2 separate regions of the Homo sapiens genome follow, and region 2 is linked to region 1. The links are chromatin loops, found by intact Hi-C in ENCODE. Cell type or tissue: PC-3. All regions are shown on one strand. Each heading gives the region's core, and the rest is flanking DNA. Links, peaks and the distances in the headings are about the cores only.

Region 1 (11,415 bases), core at 2,361-10,360:
CTGAGATTGCGCCTCTGCACTCCAACCTGGGTGACAGAGCGAGACTCTGTCTAAAAAAAAAAAAAGTGTACCCACATATGTATTTACTCATATGCACGCATATATGCACTGACACAGACTGTACCCTTAGGCACACATGTAAGTATACACACAACACTGTTACACAGATCACATATTCTTAATTGCTTAACATAATAATTATTTACAGGAGACTCTGAATCTTGTCATCCTCAATCTTACCCTCCCTCAACTAAAAAGTCAATCTAAACTGCTGTGTTCTACTAAGTGTTCTGCCCAGATTATTATAATCTAAATCCAGGATAATATTTCACTTTATCACTCATAGTTCTCCATCTTCCAATCTGAATTGCAGATTCTTTGGCTCTTCCTTTTTATATCTTCTTTTCTATCTCTGGTAGTTTTTTCTTTATATCTTTTAGGTTTTTGTTTTGTTTTTCATACTATCAGAAGATCACTAATTTCTCCAAAGACTTCCTAATTTCTGGGTGTTATTCTATTATGAAGATCTAAAAGATTAAAGACTGAAAGAGTCCAAATCTGAACATACCTTCTCTGTTCTTTTAGTGGGCTTAGTTTTTCTTCATAGTCCTGACCTTATATGTGTATATTTTTATCTATTCATTATTTTCTCTGACATGATGGTATAACTACCCTTGAAGGTAAGGACTTACCTGTCATGACCACTACCATGTTCCTAGCAACCTGAAGAATGACAAGTACTTAGAAGACACTGAGTACATATGTATTTAATGAATGGATTTAAATGTGATAAGCTGCAACTTGTACAAGGGCCTAAACCACTCTTATTCCTGAAGCCATATTTTTAATATCTCTATTTTTGTATTGAAAACATGAAGACAAAGCGAACATCGTATGTGTCCAGATTTTTAGTCAGTGAAGACTGGATGAAAGACTAAATAAGTGCAAAAGGGCCATGTTGGATATACACTGATTTCCATCATACTGACAGTTATGGTGGTGCAGCATCTTGCTAGCTGGTTTCCCAAAAGGCTTTATTTGCCAAATGCTGGGGAGGTGAAATATTTGCCCACCAGGAAAAAACACAAAGCTTTAAATTTGAAGTATAGGTAAATATTGCCAAGTTTTGTAGTCAAATATGTTTAAATCTTTAACTAAAAAAATTGAGAAATCTTTTTTCAGTTTTCATCTTACCTCTGTTTGTTGTTGTTGTTGTTTTTCTTTTTCAATTGAGACATGGTCTCGCTGTTACACAGGCGGGTCTTCACCTCTCATAACTTGTCCACAGGCTATTGTTTGTCCTTTGGTCCCATTCAGCAACTAAAGGGAATCATTTACAAAACACTGTCTGGTCTTCCAGGCCCATTCATTTACAACCTCCCCCATTTCCCTCTCCCCAGTGAGGAGGTTATTTAAGTATCAGCCATCTGGCTCTTTGAGTTTTCTTTCTTTTTTTCTTTTTCTTTTTTTGGTATGACTCCTATGCTTATGCACGTTAATAAATTTGTTTTGCTATTCTCTTGTAAACTTGCCTTTTGTTACAGGGATGTAGGCAATGAGCATTATGATGGGGAGGAAAGGGCTCACCTCCTTCCTATCCCGACACATACATGTTTTTGGTGTAAACAATAACTAGTCCTCAAGTAAGAAGACTCCGGGGTACCATTTGTCACACATAGTTTATCCTAGATTGACCTGGTAATTAGAGTGACTATCTGTATTAGCTAATTGGCTTTATCCGAGGTGGGGGAGGGGGAAAAAACAAACTTTTCATATCTTTGTGACAGGAGATGGTTCTGCACTTAGAGCAAGGTGCCTAAGAAAGTTAGGCTCCCACCCTCTCACAGAAACTGGGAGATAACAGTGCTCTCTCCCTTGCTGTTTACACTCAAAGAGTGGCTCACCGGTCCTTGAGAAAGCCTTATCTAGGTCATAAAGCTGACAACAGGCTTATCTAATTTTCAGAAGTATTTGTATACATTTCAAAGAGAGGAGAAAGTACTTACATTACAATTACAAATTCTGTAAAGTAAATGTGCTGAGAAAATGGAGGGGAGGGACATCCTTCCTTTATATTCAACAGGCAGAATTAAGCCCCTATTTATAATTTGTATTTGTTGGCCAGGCGTGGTGGCTCACACCTGTAATCCCAGCGCTTTGGGAGGCCCAGGCAAGTGGATCACGAGGTCAGGAGTTTGAAACCAGCCTGACCAACATGGTGAAACCCCGTCTCTATTAAAAATACAAAAAAATAAAGATAAGAACCAGCCGGGCGTGGTGGTGGGCACCTGTAACTCAGCTACTTCGGAGACTGAGGCAGGAGAATTTCTGGGACCCCTGAGTCAGAGGCTGCAGTGAGCAGAGATCGTGACACTGCACTGCGGCCTGGGCGACAGTGCGAGACTCCATCTCAAAAAAAAATAAAAATTATATTTGGTATTTGTCCTTACACTGGCTTTGTTTATTTGAGCAGCTCAGAAATTAAAATAATCATTTTATAAGTTTAGAATAAGATTTTTTGATAGGAATTTTGTGGCTGAAGTTTTGAAGTTCTAATTAGGTTGAAATTAGGTTTTATAATTAGGCAACATCTGTCATCAAAAGTTCAGCTGTGAAAGAGTATGAGAAATCTTCACAGTTCTTCAGTTTGTGGTATGTCATTCTGTAGGCCATTAGCTCTATTCAGGGAGGTCATAATTTAAATTAAATTATTTGTTCTTTTTTCCTCTCATTCTCATTAAACAAACTGAGTTTATTATATTGCTGACTTTTTTGTTCACATGGATTGTTAAATAGAAGACTTCTGAGATTGACAGAGATATTGGTTTATCTATATAGTTTCTCCAAATACATATAAGCATTCTCCAAATATACTTCTTACCCTTGTTAAAGTATATCGTGTCACATTAATCAAAATCCATTATTTAAAATTGATGTTAGTTATATTTTATTTCTTACATGCTTTCTAGCTTCATTCATCTGTTCTTTTGTTTAGGGTGCAACCTTGACATTTTTGAGTTCTGATCATCTCAGCCTTCCAGAAAGCATCAAAGAAAACACATTACTTAAACTCCGAATCACAAATATTGATCAAATAGCTTTGGATTCTCTCAAGTAAGTTAAATATGCATTTGGCAATTTGAAAGTAGGTGAAAACACTATTTTTAAATTATCTTAAAATGACATTCTACTATAAGGTATTTATAACTTCATTAAGGTTTATATTTTGAAAAAACAAGCATAGCTACGTATGTCTTTTTTATGTACTATCTTGTACTCAAATACACTTCATGTGTGGGAACAGTTATAATCAATGAAATATTTGAAAATATTCAATTTTATGTTAAAGATACCTTATTAATTTGCCTTTGCTATAACACTTTTATTTTACCAAGTATTACCAAAAGAAATAAATTTAAAAAAGGATATCAATACAATACTATAACAATTTTTTCACATTGTTATTATGATTTTTTTTTAGTATCTAAAAAAGTCTGAGGGTCCCATATGCTTACAGTATTCATTGATTGATAAAGTGCACAGTGAAAAATTAGTTCTAGACATCAAACATTGCTTTTAAAATGAATTTTTTTAATAACAGGAATATATATTTTGATTAAAAAATATATATTCCTGTGATATTATATATAATATATAATATATACATATTATATATGTATTATAGATTATATTACATTATATATAGATCTATTATGTATAGATCTATACATACATAATATGTATAGATACATATATAATATGTATATATAATATATATTTTATATATATATACACATTAGAGGCTATATCCTACAAAATGGCTGTAAGGAAGTCTGTGTTTCTTCATCATTTACTATATTGCTAAAAATGAATGCATTTGAGGGGGCTTTTAAAAATAATAGTTTTTCATTTTATGCTTTGCAAGGTAAAATTGCTTTTAAATTTAATAGTTTTAATTAAATGTTTAAAACATTAAAATTGTTACAAAATGAATGTTGGCCAGGCGCAGCGGCTCACTCCTGTAATCCCAGCACTTTGGGAGGCTGAGGTGGGCGGATCACAAGGTCAAGAGTTCGAGACCAGCCTGGCCAACATGGTGAAATCCCGTCTCTACTAAAAAATACAAAAATTAGCTGGGCGTGGTGGCAGGTGCCTGTAGTCCCAGCTACTCACAAGGCTAAGGTGAGAGAATCGCTTGAACCTGGGAGGCGGAGGTTGCAGTGAGCCGAGATCTCGCCACTGCACTCCAGCCTGGGTGACAGAGCGAGACTCTGTCTCAAAAACAAACAAACAAACAAAAAACAAACAAAACAAGTAGTTTTACAAGTAGTCCTTGTAAGATTTTAAGGATTTTAGCTCTCAGTTTAATCTTCTTAGGCATCAAAGCAGCAGGCAGAGTTGGGACTTGATTAAATTCTAAGCACTCTTCCAAGTTTGAGAGCTTCTTTGAGTCTGGAGCAGGGAAGAGCTTAGAGGTTTTATACTCAAGATTGTAAAATAGAATATATATATATTTCATCCCTGTGAACATGTCAATTGCAGAACTGCTTCTATGGAACAGGAGGATGATATAATCATTCAAGAAACCAATGATAGGCTGGTCTTCAAAGCAATTCAAGGTATGTGTTATTACTGTACTCTCAAGTACTTTGAATTTTCAGTCCTTTTTTATAATCAGTAAAACAGCATTTTCCCAGATATTTCTCAGTGGCACTTGATTTATATTTACCCTTTGCTTATTTAAAAAAGAATATATATATATATATATATATATATATATATATATATATATATACTTTTAAAAATAAGCTATATATATATATACTTTTTAAAATAAGCTATATATATATATATATATATATATATATATATATATATATATGCTTTTATTGTTTAGGATTTCTAAACGTTTTAAGATTTTCCTTACTTTAATGGTCCTAACTAGTATTATATGAATTATAAAATTAAGTGTTTTAGAAATTACTAGATAATATGGGTTTTACTCATAAACTGAATAAAATGTGAAAGTAATTTTTGTAATATAATACTTGTCTTATGTACTAGATAACATCCTGAAGAGGTTTGTGGTGTCCTAGTGTAAAAGAAAAAAAAGCTAGACTGGGAGCCAGATTGATGTTTGGACTCTGTTGTGCAAGACACACATGACTTTAGAGAAATCTCTTGCATCTCTTTCTTCATCTCTAAAATAGGGATGATAGTACTTCTCATATGAAATTTCCAGGGTTGTTGTAGGTAATAAATTAGATATATGTCAGTTTTGGATACTTAAACATTTTCCAAATTTGGGAAAATGCAGTATGGTAGACTCGATTAGACAGTTACTCTGTTGGATCTCATAGTATAAAATGGAGAAAGATATTGAATAAGCAATCACAGAAATTAACATGTAATTTATGTTTTTTTTTTGTTTTTTTTTTTGAGAGAGAGCCTTGCTCCATTGCCTGGGCTGGAGTGCAATAGTACAATCACAGCTCACTGCAGCCTCAGATTCCTGGTTTCAAGTGAGCCTCCTTGCCTCAAGCCTCCTGAGTAGCCAGGACTACAAGTGCATGCCACCACACCCGGCTAAATCTTTTTTTTTATGTTTTTGTAGAGACAGGGTCTTGCTATGTTCTCCAGGCTGGTCTGGAACTTCTGGGCTCAAGTGATCCTCCCACCTTGGCCTCACAAAGTGCTGGGATTATAGTCATGAACCATCACACTTGGCCTAATTTGTGAATTTTCATGAATCCTGATTTATCTTTTAAAGATAAGGGGCTCACAGTAAGAAGGCAAGAAACAGATTTGAAAAGTTTCGTTTGGACTCTCATATGTTCTTGATGCCAAAGTGTGTAAACAGTTTATTATATCATTGTCAATACAGTATTTGTCACAATTGAACTTGGTGACATTTGTTTTTTTCTCTCATGTATTATATCTAATAACTGCTTTAGTAAAGTTACCAATCTATTCTTAAGTAAATATGGTACAAAGTGCATTAAGTGAAATAACAGCTACAAAGAGAATGCTAGGGATCTAAGCAAATAACCTCTTATGAAATATATAAGTATAGGATAGAATTCAAAAGCTTTGATGCTATTTTGTATAGAAGTTACAATTTGAAGATTTCAAACTATTTTTAAAATGTTGAACTGATAATTTTTGGGTGACTTGCCTGTCATCAATTTTGTAATTCAGTTGATAAAAACTAAGAAAAGGAAAACAGATTAAAGATATGGGGTGGTTAAAGAGGTTGTCTACACAACAAAATCTAAGATTTTATTTGTAATATTTAGGTTATTCTCTTGGTGATAAAGTGAAACTGTATTTTTCTGTTTTAAAAACATACCACTTCCACCACACAGTGGTGCTATAGTTCTGGCATATTTACATGTGATTTTATGTTTAATCCTCTTGATTAAAAACATCCTATTTTCCAAAGTCTTTTGTCTTACATTTGATTTGTTTGAATATTCACATTCCTTATTTCAGTTACATCAACTTTAATTTTCTTATGAAAGATAACTGCGGCTTTATACATTTATGCATAGGAACAATTTGTTTTCATCTCTCTTCTTGTTGAACAGATGTGCTAAAAGAAAAACTACATAAAAGAGGTGTTCGTATTTTGACTGGATTGGGAAAATATTTTCAACAGTTGGACAAGGAAGGAAATGGACTTTTAGATAAGGCAGATTTTAAGCAAGCTCTAAAAGTGTTTCACTTAGAAGTGTCTGAAAAGGTATGTGCTACAGAAAATTCTCTGCAGCAGATAATATGTTATTCTTAGGTGGCATTATTCACTGTTCTACTGAAATTTTAGTTTTCATTTATTTTCTCCTTCTCTATGCCCTTTATCAGTGTTAAGCTATCAGGTTACAAGCCCTGTTGGTTTTTAAAGTTTAAACATTGCTCCATCCTATATTTATAAAGAGCTTAATAACCAGGCATTGTGCTAAGCTCTGAGATAATACTCTGTACTGTCAAGATCACCATAATTGAAGGACAATGAACATAAAACAAAATATGTATTCAGTGGAGAATGTTGTTGGAACACCATGGGGTAGGTACCTGATTCCAAGACAGGTTGTGGGGAAGGAGAACAAAGATCATGGAAGGATGCCTGGAGGAGGATACATCTAAGCTGAGTTTTGAAGGTTGAGGAGGAATTAACCAGACGAGGGAGAAAAAGGAGTGTGAATCAGACAATGTGTATTTTATGAGAAGGAGACACATGTGAAAGCTTGGAGGGGAAGGGAGTGTGGCCTGTTTCTGACACTGCAAATGATTAATAATCTTCACATATACTGTTCCCTCCACTGTGAATAATCTTCTACTAGATCTTCACATACTGGGTTTTCTTAGTATTCAGGCCACAGCTTTCTCTGTCAAGAGCATTACCCTGACACTTCTGTCTAAAGGAGCACTCCCATCTGATCCTTGGTCCTTTCTATACCAATTTCTCATTTTATTTTTTTTCATGCCACTTTGTAAATATTTTCTGACTCTGCCTGCCAGTAGATCATTAAGTCTCATCAGGGTGGGGACCAGAGTGTTTTTGTGTTCCTGCTCTTTATTAACATCTGAAATAGAACCCAGCATATGGAAAGTTAAGTAGATAATGCATTAGTTTGAATGGATAAATTTATGGAAGGAAGGAAAAGAGAAGAATGGAGAGAAATGTCTGGTACATTAAAGTCTTGCATGTCATGCTAAGAGGGTTGGATTTTATTCTAAAAGCATATGAACCACATTTGTCTCAAGGATTTCAGATAAAGGATCTCTTGCATTGTTCTCTTTTGCTTCAAATGATCTTGTCACAAGATGTGTATTTTGTAGAAAGAACACTGTAAATTGAACTTAGGACATTTAGGTTCAAGTTCCAGCTTTGCTATTTGAACTGTATGATCTTGGACCAGTCTTTTAACTTTTTTGATTGGGGGGCTCTGCCTGAGCAATCCAGAGGTAATTGCTATAGTTAGAGTTGCTTGGAAGCTCAAATAAGAAAATTACATGGGAATCTGCCATATCAGCTGTACAATTCTGTGCCAATATCATGTTGCCTAACATTGTTCTGACATACCCATCTTTTTGGTTTTTATGATGTTTAATCTTTTGCCTACCTAGTGATACATACTAGGGATCATCTAACTTCCTCTCTTCGTTTTGTAGATTAAAACAACAACAACAATAACAAAACAGCAATAGGAAATTAGAAAGCCTTGATGTCTTTGCTTACAATCACATGAGTGTGAATAGAAAAATAACACAAACTATGTTTCCTCTGCTTTCACACAGTAATAATCAACACAGAATACTTCTGCAACCAAATGCTTGTGGGGGTTCCACCCATACCAAGCTGTAGAAACCCAGTGGATAGCCTCTAATTCAATTCAATTCTGACATTATCTACCTGGAGGTAGCCTCAGATCCCACAGGGTGAGATCTCAGTTCTACAAGACAACCCCTTCCCCCAACACACTCTGCATAGAGCACCGGTCACAAGTTTGGGTCCCTGGAACTTGTGATCAACTAATTTCGAGTTGGGGGTTCCCACCACCCCCTCCTTGGGTTCAATTAATTTGCTGGAGCAGCTCACAAAACTCAGGAAAACTTATATTTACTGGTTTACTCTAATGGATATTACAAAGGATACAGATGAAGAGATGAATACGCAAAGTATCGGGAAAAGAGTGCAGAGCTTTCATGCCCTCCCTGGGTGCCACCCTCCAGGAACCTCCACAAGCTTAGCTACCCAGAAGCTCCCTGAACCCTGTCCTCTTGGCTTTTCTATGGAGACTACATTGGATAGACATGACTGATACATGCATAACTGTGTAGAAATGTGATTGGACAAAAGTGTATGACCTAATACTGATAGACTGAAGGAGGAAACCCAGGAAGGAATGCCTGTTCTGACTCTTCTTGGCCTCTGAGCAGCATTCCTTCCTCCATGGTGGGGGCAGGACCCCTTCTGAAATGGGGGTCTTATGGCCTACAATTAGACAAGGGAGGTCAGAGAATATTTTATGGCCAGCTCCAACACAGAAAGGCAGGAGACGATTCCTGCCTTGAAGAGGGAAAGGAGCTTAAGGTGAAAGAAGGGCAGGAGAAGGTCAGAGAGAGAGAGAGAGAGATTCCATTTTCTAAGGCCTGAAGTGCCCAACTGTCATAATAAAAGATTGTAACAAGAACAAGGAAGGGCAATGGGAATTATGAACTGGTCCTATGGATGAAAACATATATATATAATATATATATATGTATATATATGTGTGTGTTTGTGTGTGTGTGCTTGCGTGTGTATGTGTTTATAAAATCACACACAAGTAATAGCTGATATAGGACTAGAACGCAGAAAACATATTCCCGTCTAGTAATTTTTCTGTATCATAACAATACTTCCCTTTTTGATTAATTTGCTAAATTGTTATGATTAGATCTAGGAACAAAAACTACAGTAATTATATAAGACTTCTAACATAGAGGGAACATATTATGAAAATATGAGCATGCTTCCTCCTTTTCTCATATATTTTAATATTTTATATTTTTTCTGTAATATCACTGTAAACTGCTCATGCAATGATAAGCATATACAAACAGCTCGAGAAGAAGAACTTAAGAATCACTAACCTAGGTCTAATTTTGAAACAAGAATGTTTGTGGGAAGGCATAGTCAGCCATTCTCCCTGATTTGAGATTAAAAAAATTGATATGTACCCTAAAAAGCCTAATTTATATAGAGTTACTATTAGTGATTTCCTTCAGCTTTTTTAAATGTAATTATTTTCCATTGTGTACTGTATCTTTGAAAGAAAGAGTATATATATTTATATCTCTTAAGTATATATAAATATAAATATGTATTTCTTGTTGTTGACAATTATGTTAAATTACTCAATTCTTGAAAATTATTTCTTTTAAGCTTTAAGAAGTATCTTTCAATTCTAGTAATCCATGAATTGGATGAGCAAATTGGTCTTCTCCTGTACATATTACTCATGATTTTAAAGGTCAAGCTCATCTTCAGTTTAACTACACAGACACTTAAAGTCTGCATAATGTGCAGTACATTATGATAGACAAAGATGTATGGGGTTGTTGAGAATTGAGGGAAGGCAGGCATCTTTAGATTTTGTTTTTCTAGTTAAAGTTTTATTTGAAAAAAATAGGAGGGAGTGGAAGATGATGTTTTTTGAGTACCTATTATTTGCTAAGCACCTTGTTAGGTATTTTATCTACATTCACATTTAAAGCTAACAACTTGATTAAAACATTGAAAAAATATATTTACTTGAGTTTGAGAAAATGATGCTGTAATTTCTTTGTTGTCAAGGAAAACTGTGTTAGAACTTTCTATTAAATAGTGCATTTGATGAAGAAGTAAATGGTAATGGTAAAGTGAATAAACTGGCATAAGGGATTTATTCCAAATTATACCTTTCAGTGTAAATTGTAGAATAATATTAGAGTCATTCAAATCTATATTTTCAAGCATGAAGACTAGCAGAAATATAATTAGTGGTTATAATGCCATTGGAAGCACTCCAGGACCGGATGTGACTTTTGAATTAACACAGATATAATACATTAAAAGTATTTAAATGTTCAAAACTGAGTAAATGGTAACCACACATACACAGACACACACACATATCTATATATCTATAGGTAGATAGATGTATAGATATAGAAATAAATTAAAGTTGAAAAGATAAGTTTGTTACCAGAGCATGGGGAGAGGGGTGGTATACAAGGAAAATGGAAAATTGGTCAGAAGGTACAAGTTTTCATTACACAGTGGATTAAGTTCTGGGTGATCTATTGCACAGCATGGAAACTATAGTTTATAATAATGTATATTTCAAAATACCTAAAAGGGAGGATTTTAAGTGCTCTTGTCACAAATAAATGATAAATATTTAAGATGATAGATATGATTGTATTATTCTACAATGTACACATGTATTGAAATATCATATTGTGCCCTATAACTATATACAATTATTATTTGTCCATCAAAAATAAAACTTAAAAAAGTAAATTTGTGAGCTATTGCCATTCCTAAATGGCTCCTAACTTTACAGAACCATTCACCACAGATTCCTCTAAATCACTTTTTTAGTGGTTTTGATTGGATTTTTATGTAGCTTCTTCAATTTTCTTATTAAATGAGTTATATCTAGGACTACAGAAGATGTAACAAAATACAACTAAGATGATTTTGTTGTGACGATATGTAACTTAAAAATGCAACAGTTATCTCTGATTGTTTCTAGGATTTTGAGTCTGCATGGCTAATTCTGAATGACAATGGCAATGGCAAGGTTGATTATGGAGAATTCAAACGTGGTATTATTGGTGAAATGAATGAATACAGGAAATCATATGTTCGAAAGGTAACTTTGTTAA
Region 2 (11,415 bases), core at 1,182-9,181, 540 kb after region 1:
CTGATGTCTTGAACTCCTCAGAGTCACTCAGGAAGTTTGGAATCAACTTCTTCCAAACTCCTGTTGATATTTTGACCTCCATCCATGAATCATAAATATTCTGAATGGCATTAAATCCTTTCCAGAAAGCTTTTCACTTATTTTGTCCAGATCCATCAGAAGAATCGTTATCTGTGGAAGTTAAACCCTTCTGAAATGTATTTCTTAAATAATGAGACTTGAAAGCTAAAATTCCTACTTGACCATGGGCTGCAAAATGGATTTTGTGTTAGCAGGCTTGGAAACCACATTAATCTCCTAGTATATCTCTATCAGAGCTCTTGGGTGACTAGGCATATTGTCAAAGAGCAGTAATATTTTTTTAAAAAATCTCTTTCTCTGAGCAGCAGCTCTCATCAGTGAGCTTAAAATATTCAGTAAACCATGCTGTAAGCAAATGTGCTGTCATCCAGGCTTTGTTGCTTTATTTATGGAGCAAGGGCAGAGGAGATTTAGCATAATTCTTAAGGGGCCTAGAATTTTCATTATGGCAAATGAGCGTTGGCTTTAACTTAAAGTCATCAGCTACATCATCCCCTAACAAGACAGCCAATCTGTCCTTTGAATCTTCAAAGTCAGGCATTGACTTCTAATTATGAAAGTCCTGGATGGCATCTTCTTCCAAGGGAAGGCTATTTCATCTACATTGATAATCTATTGTTAGCATAGCCACCTTCATCAATTCTCCTAACTAGATATTCTGGAGAACTTGTTGCAGCTTCTTCATCAAAATTTGCTCCTTCACCTTGCAATTTTATGTTGTGAAGACAGCTTCCTTCCTAAAACTTCATGAGCCAATCTGTGCTTGCTTCCAACTTTTCTTCTGCGTTTCCTCAACTCTCTCAGCTTTGAAGAATCAAAGAAAAGACATTGCTCTGGATTAGGCTTTGGCTTAAGGGAATGCTGTGGCTGGTTTGATCTTCTGTTCAGACCATTAAAACTTTCTTCCTATTAGCAAAAAGGCTGTTTTACTTTCTTATCATTTGTGTGGTCACTAGAGCAGCACTTTTAATTTCCTTCAAGAACTTTTTCATTGTATTTACAAGTTGGCTAACAGTTTGGCACAAAAAGTTGAGCTTTTGGCCTATCTCAGCTTTTGACATGCCTTTCCTCCCTAAGGCTAATCATTTTTAGCTTTTGACTTGACTTTCATTAATGGAGCACAGGCAGAGTAGATTTAGCATAATTCTTAAGGGCCCTAGAACCTTTGACTTAAAGCAAGGGACATATAACTCTTTCTTCACTTGAACACTTAGAGACTATCGTAGGGTCATTAATTGACCTGATTTCAATATTGTGTCTCCTCAGAGATCTGAGAGGGAAAGAGAACATGGAAACAACTCGTTGGCAGAGCAGCTGGAACACACAAAACATTTATTAATTAAGTTTGCTGTCTTATGTGGGTATAGTTTGTGGTGCCCCAAAACAATTACAATAGTAGCATCAAAGATCACTGATCATGGAGAATCATTACGGATATAATAATAATGAAAAAATTTGAATATTGTGAGAATTGCCAAAATGTGACACAGACATGAAGTGAGCACATGCTTGTGGAAAAATGGCACCAAAAGATGTGCTCAATGCAGGGTTGCCACAACCCTTCAATTTGAAAAACACACAGTAGCTGTGAAGTGCAATAAAATGAAGTATGCCTGCATAGACCTATATATATGTATAGTGTGTTATGCACATATACCTTTATGTATTACATATATGCTTATAGAATAGATATATTTATATAGTAAATCTCAGATGCTAAATCAATTTTCAAATCATTGTGAACTCTCATAAACATGCGAGGCAAGGAGTGACGACCACTGCCCAGACCCAGGAAAAGAGAGTTGATAACAAACAACTGTTCCAGTTGCACAATGATACCGGGTCATAAATTAACAAGAGTAATCTGCTTATATTTAAATTTTTGATATTTTCCTTGTTACATATTTGTTTGATATTGATTTTTAGTTTATTACATTAAATATTATTTAGCTTGATTACTGAATTTTTGGTACCTCTTTAAAAATTTGTTTCATTTATTTAAAAATATTTTTATTGTATTTATTTATGGAATACAGCATGATTTTTTGTATATGTATACATTTTGGAATGAGTAAATCCACAATGATTTAATTAAGTTATTCATCAAGTTTATTAAGCTATCCGTCACCTTACAAACTTATCATTTTTTGTGGTTAGAACTTTTAAAATCTACCTTCTTAGCCATTTTCGAGTATAGAGTGCATTATTATTGACTATAGTCATCATACTCTGTAATAGATCTCCAGAACTTAATCATGCTTTCTAACTGAAGCTGTGTACACTTTGACCAATATCTCTCCAAGGCACCCCCGCCCACCCCTGTTAATCAGATTCTACTTTTTTCTGCTAAGAGTTCTATGTCTAAGACTTTCTCTTGGGAGTGATTGTACTAGGCCTAATAGGCTATTGAAAAGATACTGGATTTCATTTTCCATGAAATGGGGAGCCATTGGAAGGTTTTGAAGAAAGGAGTGACACAACAGATCTTTTATTTTTAAAAGATTTTATATGCTGTTGTGCTGAGAATAAACTGAGGGTGGAAGTTACATGGAAAAAAGCCAGAATATTCTTTTTTGTTGTTATACTTTAAGTTTTAGGGTACATGTGCACAATGTGCAGGTTTGTTACATATGTATACACGTGCCATGTTGGTGTGCTGCACCCATTAACTCGTCATTTAACATTAGGTATATCTCCTAATGCTATCCCTCTCCCCTATCCCCACCCCACAACAGTCCCCGGTGTGTGATGTTCCCCTTCCTATGTCCATGTGTTCTCATTGTTCAATTCTCACCTATGAGTGAAAACGTGGTGTTTGGTTTTTTGTCCTTGTGATAGTTTGCTGAGAATGATGGTTTCCAGCTTCATCCATGTCCCTACAAAGGACATGAACTCATCATTTTTTATGGCTGCATAATATTCCATGGTATATATGTGCCACATTTTCTTAATCCAGTCTATCATTGATGGACATTTGGCTTGGTTCCAAGTCTTTGCTATTGTGAATAGTGCCATAATAAACATACATGTGCATGTGTCTTTATAGCAGCATGATTTATAATCCTTTTGGTATATACCCAGTAATGGGATGGCTGGGTCAAATGGCATTTCTAGTTCTAGATCCCTGAGGAATCGCCACACTGACTTCCACAATGGTTGAACTAGTTTACAGTCCCACCAACAGTGTAAAAGTGTTCCTATTTCTCCACATCCTCTCCAGCACCTGTTGTTTCCTGACTTTTTAATGATCGCCGTTCTAACTGGTGTGAGATGGTATCTCATTGTGGTTTTGATTTGCATTTCTCTGATGGCCAGTGATGATGAGCATTTTTTCATGTGTCTTTTGGCTGCATAAATGTCTTCTTTTGAGAAGTGTCTGTTCATATCTTTGCCCACTTTTTGAGCCGGAGGCACGCTACCTGACTTCAAACTATACTACAAGGCTACAGTAACCAAAACAGCATGGTACTGGTACCAAAACAGAGATATAGACCATGGAACAGAACAGAGCCCTCAGAAATGATGCCACATATCTACAGCCATCTGATCTTTGACAAACCTGACAAAAACAAGAAATGGGGAAAGGATTCCCTATTTAATAAATGGTGCTGGGAAAACTGACTAGCCATATGTAGAAAGCTGAAACTGGATCCCTTCCTTACACCTTATACAAAAATCAATTCAAGATGGATTAAAGACTTAAATGTTAGACCTAAAACCATAAAAACCCTAGAAGAAAACCTGGGCAATACCATTCAGGACATAGGCATGGGCAAGGACTTCATGTCTAAAACACCAAAAGCAATGGCAACAAAAGCCAAAACTGACAAATGGGATCTAATTAAACGAAAGAGCTTCTGCACAGCAAAAGAAAACTACCATCAAAGTGAACAGGCAACCTACAGAATGGGAGAAAATTTTGCAATCTACTCATCTGACAAAGGGCTAATATCCAGAATCTACAATGAACTCAAACAAATTTACAGGAAAAAAATAAACAATCCCATCAAAAAGTGGGCAGAATAGTCTTTAAGAGGCTCTTGTAGCAATTCAAGTAGGAAATGATGATGGGGCTGGGTACGGTGGCTCACGCCTGTAATCCCAGCACTTTGGGAGGCCAAGGTGAGCAGATCATGAGGTCAGGAGATCAAGACCATCCTGGCTAACAGGATGAAACCCTGTCTCTACTAAAAATACAAAAAATTAGCCGGGCATGGTGGTGCGGGCCTGTAGTCCCAGCTACTTGGGAGGCTGAGGCAGGAGAATCCCTTGAACCCAGGATTCAGATGTTGCAGTGAGCAGAGATTGTGCCATTGCGCTCCAGCATGGCAACAGAGCAAGACTCCATCTCAAAAAAAAAAAAAAGAAAGAAGTGATGATAGATGGTAGCATCTATATTCATATAGCTATTGAAAAGTAATTGCATTCTAAAATATTTTGAAAGAATAGCAAAAATAATTTTACAATGGGTGAGACCTAAGATTTTAGAGAAAGAGGTAGGTCAAGGTGAATCCAAGGCTGTGGTTTGTGCAATTAGAGGATGATGTTATCCTCAGCAGAGATGGGGAAGACTGTGAGAGACAGGTTGACAGAAAGGGAAGATTACTTTTGGACTGAGTGAGATGTTTATTACACATCTGAAGAAAGATACTGAATAGATATCAAAGTCTGGAGCTCAGGAGATAGATTTCAGTGAGACATAGAAATCTAGGATAATTGTATCACTTGGAAGTGATTCAAGTTTAATTTTCATTAGTTTGAATTTAATGAATGCATATGTAATGAAGTTATCAAATTTATTTTGCTCTATATTTTATTGCTATAAAGCATAGTACATAAATTGTATCTGCCATTGCCTATTTATGCAAATTCCTTTGAAAAAATAAAACTTTTAGTTTTAAGAGCCTGACATTGAACCACAGAAGCAAATACTTAGCAATAATCTAAATCATACACTGTGAGCTCCCTCTGCTGTTACTGGAGACTCAGTTACTTATAAAATTGGCAAAACTCATGAGACCTAAACTAAATAACTGCTGGATATTTACAGAAAAATATTAACTATACTAATGGAAAAAAAATAACAGTATAAATGAAATACTATTAACAATACAAATGGAGTTTAAACAGTTTGAAACTCTTAACAGTGTCTCCTGTTTAAAGTTTATAATATATTAAGCAGGTTCACAAAACATTGGTCTGAAAAATAATCCTATAAAATTTAGAAATACCTATATAGGTTTTATTTTTAAAATAAACAAGTTACATATTTACCAATAAAAATAATCAAGAAATTATTTAAATCAAAATAGAATGGCTCTACTTTCTTAAAGAAGAATTATGAACACATTGCATTTTCAATAAAAGACAAAACATTTTATGTTTGATTTAATTATTTAATATCCAGCAAGTAAAAGAGAATGGTTAGTCAGTAGCTTACTGTTGGCAATGTGAACATCGACAAACTTAATTACAATCATCAAGAAAAGTATGTGCTAAAAGTTTCCTGTGTAAGTTGGTACAGTATAATGTGTTTTGAGAAGATTTATATTACACATTTAAATATAGTAAAGCTCAGGAATTACAGTTTAAATAATGAGATTTGTGTGAATTCAAACATAAAATACATAATACAGGACACTGTAATAGTGAACAATGGCATATGAGGTCATTTATAGTTACTGTCCCACTTTCTCTAGATCCCATTTCTGTGACATTTCTCATTTTAGAGGCTTAATAAAATAATAATAGTTCTCCAGTGCATCATGTACCTTACCTTCTCTTATACAAGTATTTATCCGATGTTTTTTCAAGGCATAGCTGAATGACTTTGTTGATTAGGTTAGATGCCTCTTGTCTGTACATATAAAACACACAGGCTCTGAAATCAAATAGGACTGGCAGTTTATACTGGCTCTGCCACATTGAAAATTTTACTCTGGGCATTAGAAATAAAAAGTAATGCATAAGATTCTCAATAATAATGAATGAAACAATACTAGTACGGTTTGGAACACATAAAGAGATACTTTGTATACTGTAATTATTAATAGTCTACAATTAATGTATTTCACAGGATATCATAATTTATTGTAATTGTTAATTTTTGTGTTTCTTCATTACTAGACTTCAATTTCTTTAAGGGTAATCAGAATCATGCTTTTCATATTTATATTAGAAATTAGCTAAATATGTGGTACAATGGAAATAAGCAATAAACCTTGTTAATAATAAATACAGGAGGATTAATGATATTTTCAAGTGCTTATTTAAAATTGGAAAATTAATTTTAAAGCAAACATAGTAGTATATCATTAATTTCAAAGTCTATAAATTAGTATGTTTAATGAAGTTAATCATTTAGACATAGTAAAAATAAAAAAAGCTAAAGTAAGTCATTTGCTTTGGACATAATATTATATACTTTGTGTCCCTTCTTTCTTAATTGCCTTCAAGTTATTAAATGTAGCAGCAGACAGGAAAGACAGATAATCATGTAAGATGGTAGTTGTTAACTAAGACAACCATGTCATTTCTTTGTGTTTTCTTCCTTTTTATTTTCCTTCAATCAATAAAAGCTCTAAAATGAAACAGAACATTAGGTTTTTGCTAATTTTTTCTGCTTAATTTTTGCTAGGCATGTTCCTGTTGTATACATGACAATTATTCTCATTTTAAGTCCTCTTTCCAATAAAACATTTAGGGTATCACTTAAAATTGGACACCTAAAAATATGTGCAAGTCACCCTTGAGAGTGAAAACCCAAACATGTCAACAACACTCAAGTTTATTTTGTGACTTTTTGGTATTTTGTAGTTTGCCAGAATATGAAAAATTATTAGTAAACAATTCCATGTGGTGATGTGAATTCTCCTCAATTCACAATAGTAAAGACATGGAATCAACCTAAACACTCATCAATGGTAGACAGGATAAAGAAAATCTGGTACATGTACACCACGAAAAATAGCCATAAAAAGAACGAGACCATATTCTCTGCAGCAATATGGATGGACCTGGAGGCCATCTTCCTAAGCAAACTAACACAGGAAAAGAAAGCCAAATACTGCACGTTCTACCTTATAAATGGTAGCGGAACAACTAGAGCACACGGACACAAAGAAGGGAACAACAGACACCAGGGCCTGCTTGAGGGAGGAGGGTAGGAAGAGGGTGAGGATCAAAAAACTACATACCAGCTGCTATGATTATCACCTGGGTGATGAAATAATCTGTATGCCAAACTCACATGACATGCAATTTATCTATATAGCAAACCTGCACATGTAGCCCTGAACCTAAAAGTTAAAAAAAAAGTGAGAACACATGGACACAGGGAGGAGAACATCACACACTGGGGCCTGTCGGGTGGTGGGGGGCTAGGAGAGGGATAGCATTAGGAGAAATACCTCATGTAGATGACGGGTTGATGGATGCAGCAAATCACCATGACACGTGTATACCTATGTGGCACACCTCCATGTTCTGCATATGTATCCCAGAACTTAAAGTATTTAAAAAAAAGAATCACATAATGTAAAAACTGTAGTTTTCTACAAAATTAATGGAAAACAAGAGACTACTGAATGTTAGTGATTTATTATTGTTTAATAAGGAAAGGAAATAACATTTCAAACTAATAAACTTCTCTGAATTACTCATATCAAAATTTTGCTCTCCACCCAGTTAGCATGGAAGTAGTTTTCTGTCTCTGAGATTTTCAAAAGTAATAACATTAAGTTCACAAATTTTGAATATTTAAGTTCACACATTTTGAAATATAATTGGTTGTTATAGAGCTGTATGTAATTTTTGGAGGTCAGTAAGTAAAGGCATTATTGACAGTATAAAGTACACATCAAATTCCAAAGGCACAAAAACCCATAATGAAGTAGAAAAACTTCTGGTGGGAATAGAATATATGGGGAGAAATATTCCTTGGGGGAAGAGATAGGAGTTGGTGCTTGATTTTATAGGAGAATTAGGCAGATTACAAAGTGCAATTATAAGTTTGGACTTTGACTAGTAGCTAATGGAGAAGAATTTAACTTTTGTGCTTATGGCTGTATTTTCTATAGGCAGCATGGTGTCTAGAACATAGTGGGTATGTAATATACATATTGGAAACCTTTTGTTGAATGCATGTTATTATTTGAATTTTAGAGTGCTAGCTTCTGAGCATGATGAAAAATAATTGGAAGAATGCAAGACTAGCATAAAATAAACAGGTTAGAATAATCTCACAATATAACAGAAAAAAGAGATGGAAGTCCTCATCTAATAATATGGCAGTGAGGCTAGAGAGAGATGAGAAAGACACAAGAGATGTTTTAAAAACAGGTGGACCAGAAGGTGGGTGAGACAAAGTTATGAGGTTTCTGATATGGGAAACTACGTGGATAGTGTTCACTAAGATAAGAATTACAAAAGGAGAGAAGATAGAAAAATAGTTCTGATTGGTGGAAGGGCCTAAGTAGATTCAATTTTGAGCCATTCCATATTTCCAAAGGAAAATGACCAGTTATTAGTGACTTGAAACTGAGCACAGAAGTTTACAGTTTCTAATCACATTGGGAATATAATAAACACATGTATGAAAACATAAACAGGAGAACAATGCTACTATTATAAGTTACTTCTAACTCTATCAATTTCTGTCATTCAGAGCATTGGAAAATACAATTTACAATAAGACACTAATTAGATGTTTTAAAGAATAAGTACAAAGGGAATTGTAACCACAAAAACCAATCTGAGCTGGTATCATTGCGAAGGCTTCATAGGGAAGAGATGGCTTAGGTTTTGAGCTTTATTTCAACTTTTTTTTTTAATTTAAGTAGTTTTCTGTGTCTTCAGACAAGTATCTCTTCTCTTCTCAAAATTAATGGTGGTTTTATTTTGTATATATAGGTCCTGAAGGTGTTTTTTCTTTTTCTTTTTTTTTTTTGAGACGGATTCTCACTCTGTCGCCCAGGCTGGAGTGCAGTGCAGTGATCCCAGCTCACTGAAACCTCTGCCTCCCGGATTCAAGCAATTCTCCTGTCTCAGACTCCGAGTAGCTGGGACTACAGGTGCATGTCACCACACCCGGCTAATTTTTGTATTTTTAGTAGAGACGGGGTTTCACCATATTGGTCAGGCTTGTCTGGAACTCCTGACCTCAGGTGATCCACCCCCAGCCTCAGCCTCCCAAAGTGCTGGGATTTCTGTTGCCCAGGCTGGAGTGCAGTGATGCGATCTCCGTTCACTGCAAGCTCCACCTCCCGGGTTCACGTCATTCTCCTGCCTCAGCCTCTGGAGTAGCTGGGACTACAGGCGCCTGCCACCACGCCCGGCTAATTCTTTGTGTTTTTAGTAGAGACAGGGTTTCACTGTGTTAGCCAGGATAGTCTCGATCTCCTGACCTCGTGATCCACCCGCCTCGGCCTCCCAAAGTGCTGGGATTACAGGCATGAGCCACCGCGCCCGGCCCTCATGGTTTTTAAAACAAGACCAGAATCAGATAGACCTGGATTTGATTCCAGACTCTACTCATTAACAGTACTGCAATGGTGGACAAGTTACTTATCCTCTATGTGCCTCTGTTTCCTTATTCTTAAATTGGTGATAAAATTAAATGGCAATCAGGTTCACAAGGTGAAATAGGAGTCAACTGGAAAAGACAGTCAAAAGTTTCTAAAGCTGTATGTGCAATATGGTAGCCATTAGACACACGTAGTTATTTATATTTAAATTTAAATCAAGTAAAATTTAAAATACATTTCTTCAATTGCATTACTGTATTTCAAAGTCTCATGGCCACATGTGGCTTATGACCACCATATTGGATAGTGAATATGTGGAACATATCTATCATCTCAGAAAGTTCTATGGCACCGTGCTCTTAAAGCATTATAAAAATAATAGAAAGATAAATAATATAAATATAAGAAATATTTACTAAAATAAAGGCTATCTCATCCTCGATGCTAATTTTCTTTCAGGATTCTCAAGTTAGTTTCTGCCCAATTTGAACACAATTCTTAAATAGGACATGAAAAACATTAAGGAAAACATTAACACTAGGAAAAATTTGATAAATTATACTTTATTGAATTAGAAGAGACCAATGGGAGTTTATCAAAAGATACCATTAACCAAGTGAAAAGACAAATTACAAAGTAGGAGAAAAACATTTGCAATACATACATGTGACAAAACTTATATCAAGAATAAAGACTTCTATAAATCAATAAGAGAAAAGCTAAGCTATAAAAGACAAAAGACTTGTATAGGCATTTCAAAAAAGATAACATACATATGAACAATCAACATTTGAAAAGGTGCTCAATATCATCAGTCCTCAAGGAAATAAAAGATAAAACATAATGAGATACCACTTCTCACACACTAGAATAGACACAGTTTTAAAGATAAAGCTGAACATGCCATATATAAGTGTTGACAGCATCTGAAGCAGCTGGGAATCATATACTTCTATTGGGGACATATTTTTTCTGCAAGCTCCTGAAGAACCACCTTGGAAGTATCAAATTTGAATATATGCAAACTCTGTGATCCAGTACTTGCATTCCTAGGTATGTACCCAATAGAGATGAGTGTATTGCCCATCAAAAAACATGAACAAGAAAGTTTACAGCAGCATTATATATTCATTTTTTAAGAAATATATGAAACAAACAGACTCAAGAGAACTCATTTCCCACATGTATTCTTTGCTAAAATTCCTTGGGAATATTCCTTTCTCATTTCCTTTTTCTCATTCACTTTTTTCTCACTTTACCAACAGAAAGACCATTTGAAAATTGATGTCAAAGAAGCTTACGTTAGTGAAGGCAGTCTAAGACTAATTGAGTTTCCTGTTTTTTCCTGTTACACATGTTTCTCTCAAGTTCAAACCATGGCCCAAGAACTAGGTTATTTGATGTAATTGAGGCATTTAGAAATAACACATACAGATGGCCTCCAACTTGCAATGGTTTGTCATATGATTTTTCAACTTTATGGTGGTGCAAAAGTGATACGCATTCAGTAGAAACCGTACTTTGAGTTTTGAATTTTGATCTGTTCCAGAGCTAGCAATATGATGTATGACACTCACCCATGTTGCTAGGCTGTGGCAGTGAGCTGCAGCTCCCAGGCAACCACACTGTCACAAGTGGTGACTCCTGACAACTGATACTCTACAGTACACTGTGTTGCCAGATGATTTTTGCTCAATCGTAGGCTAATGTAAGTGTTCTGAGCATGTTTAAGGTGGGTTAGGCTATGCTACCATGCTCATTAGATTAGGTATATTAAATCCATTTTCAACTTATAATATTTTCAACTTAC

What was found. A loop is a pair of places that touch in the nucleus more often than their neighbours do. Peaks named below come from ENCODE experiments on the same cell type or tissue, not always from the same donor. Only the 100,000 strongest peaks of a DNase experiment are listed, where the experiment ranks them.
Region 2: a loop joins it to region 1, with 12 times the contacts of the local background. A loop is called at or near these places in 4 of 110 quality-filtered maps.

The regions. Positions count from the first base shown.
Region 1 is chr12:75,284,948-75,296,362 of GRCh38, reverse strand. It overlaps CAPS2 (calcyphosine 2), which reads left to right. Exons shown (of 17, transcript NM_001355024.4): 12 at 2,996-3,114; 13 at 4,543-4,619; 14 at 6,588-6,742; 15 at 11,283-11,402. It overlaps CAPS2-AS1 (CAPS2 antisense RNA 1), which reads right to left. Exons shown (of 4, transcript XR_001749213.2): 3 at 1,195-1,320. Among named protein-coding and RNA genes, the nearest start is that of CAPS2-AS1, 32 kb to the right of the region's middle. In PC-3, for the core only: CTCF peaks have their summits at 6,185 and 6,384; no DNase peak of the experiment used is centred there.
Region 2 is chr12:74,741,131-74,752,545 of GRCh38, reverse strand. No RefSeq gene overlaps it. Among named protein-coding and RNA genes, the nearest start is that of ATXN7L3B, 210 kb to the right of the region's middle. In PC-3, for the core only: a CTCF peak has its summit at 5,038 (motif pointing left); no DNase peak of the experiment used is centred there.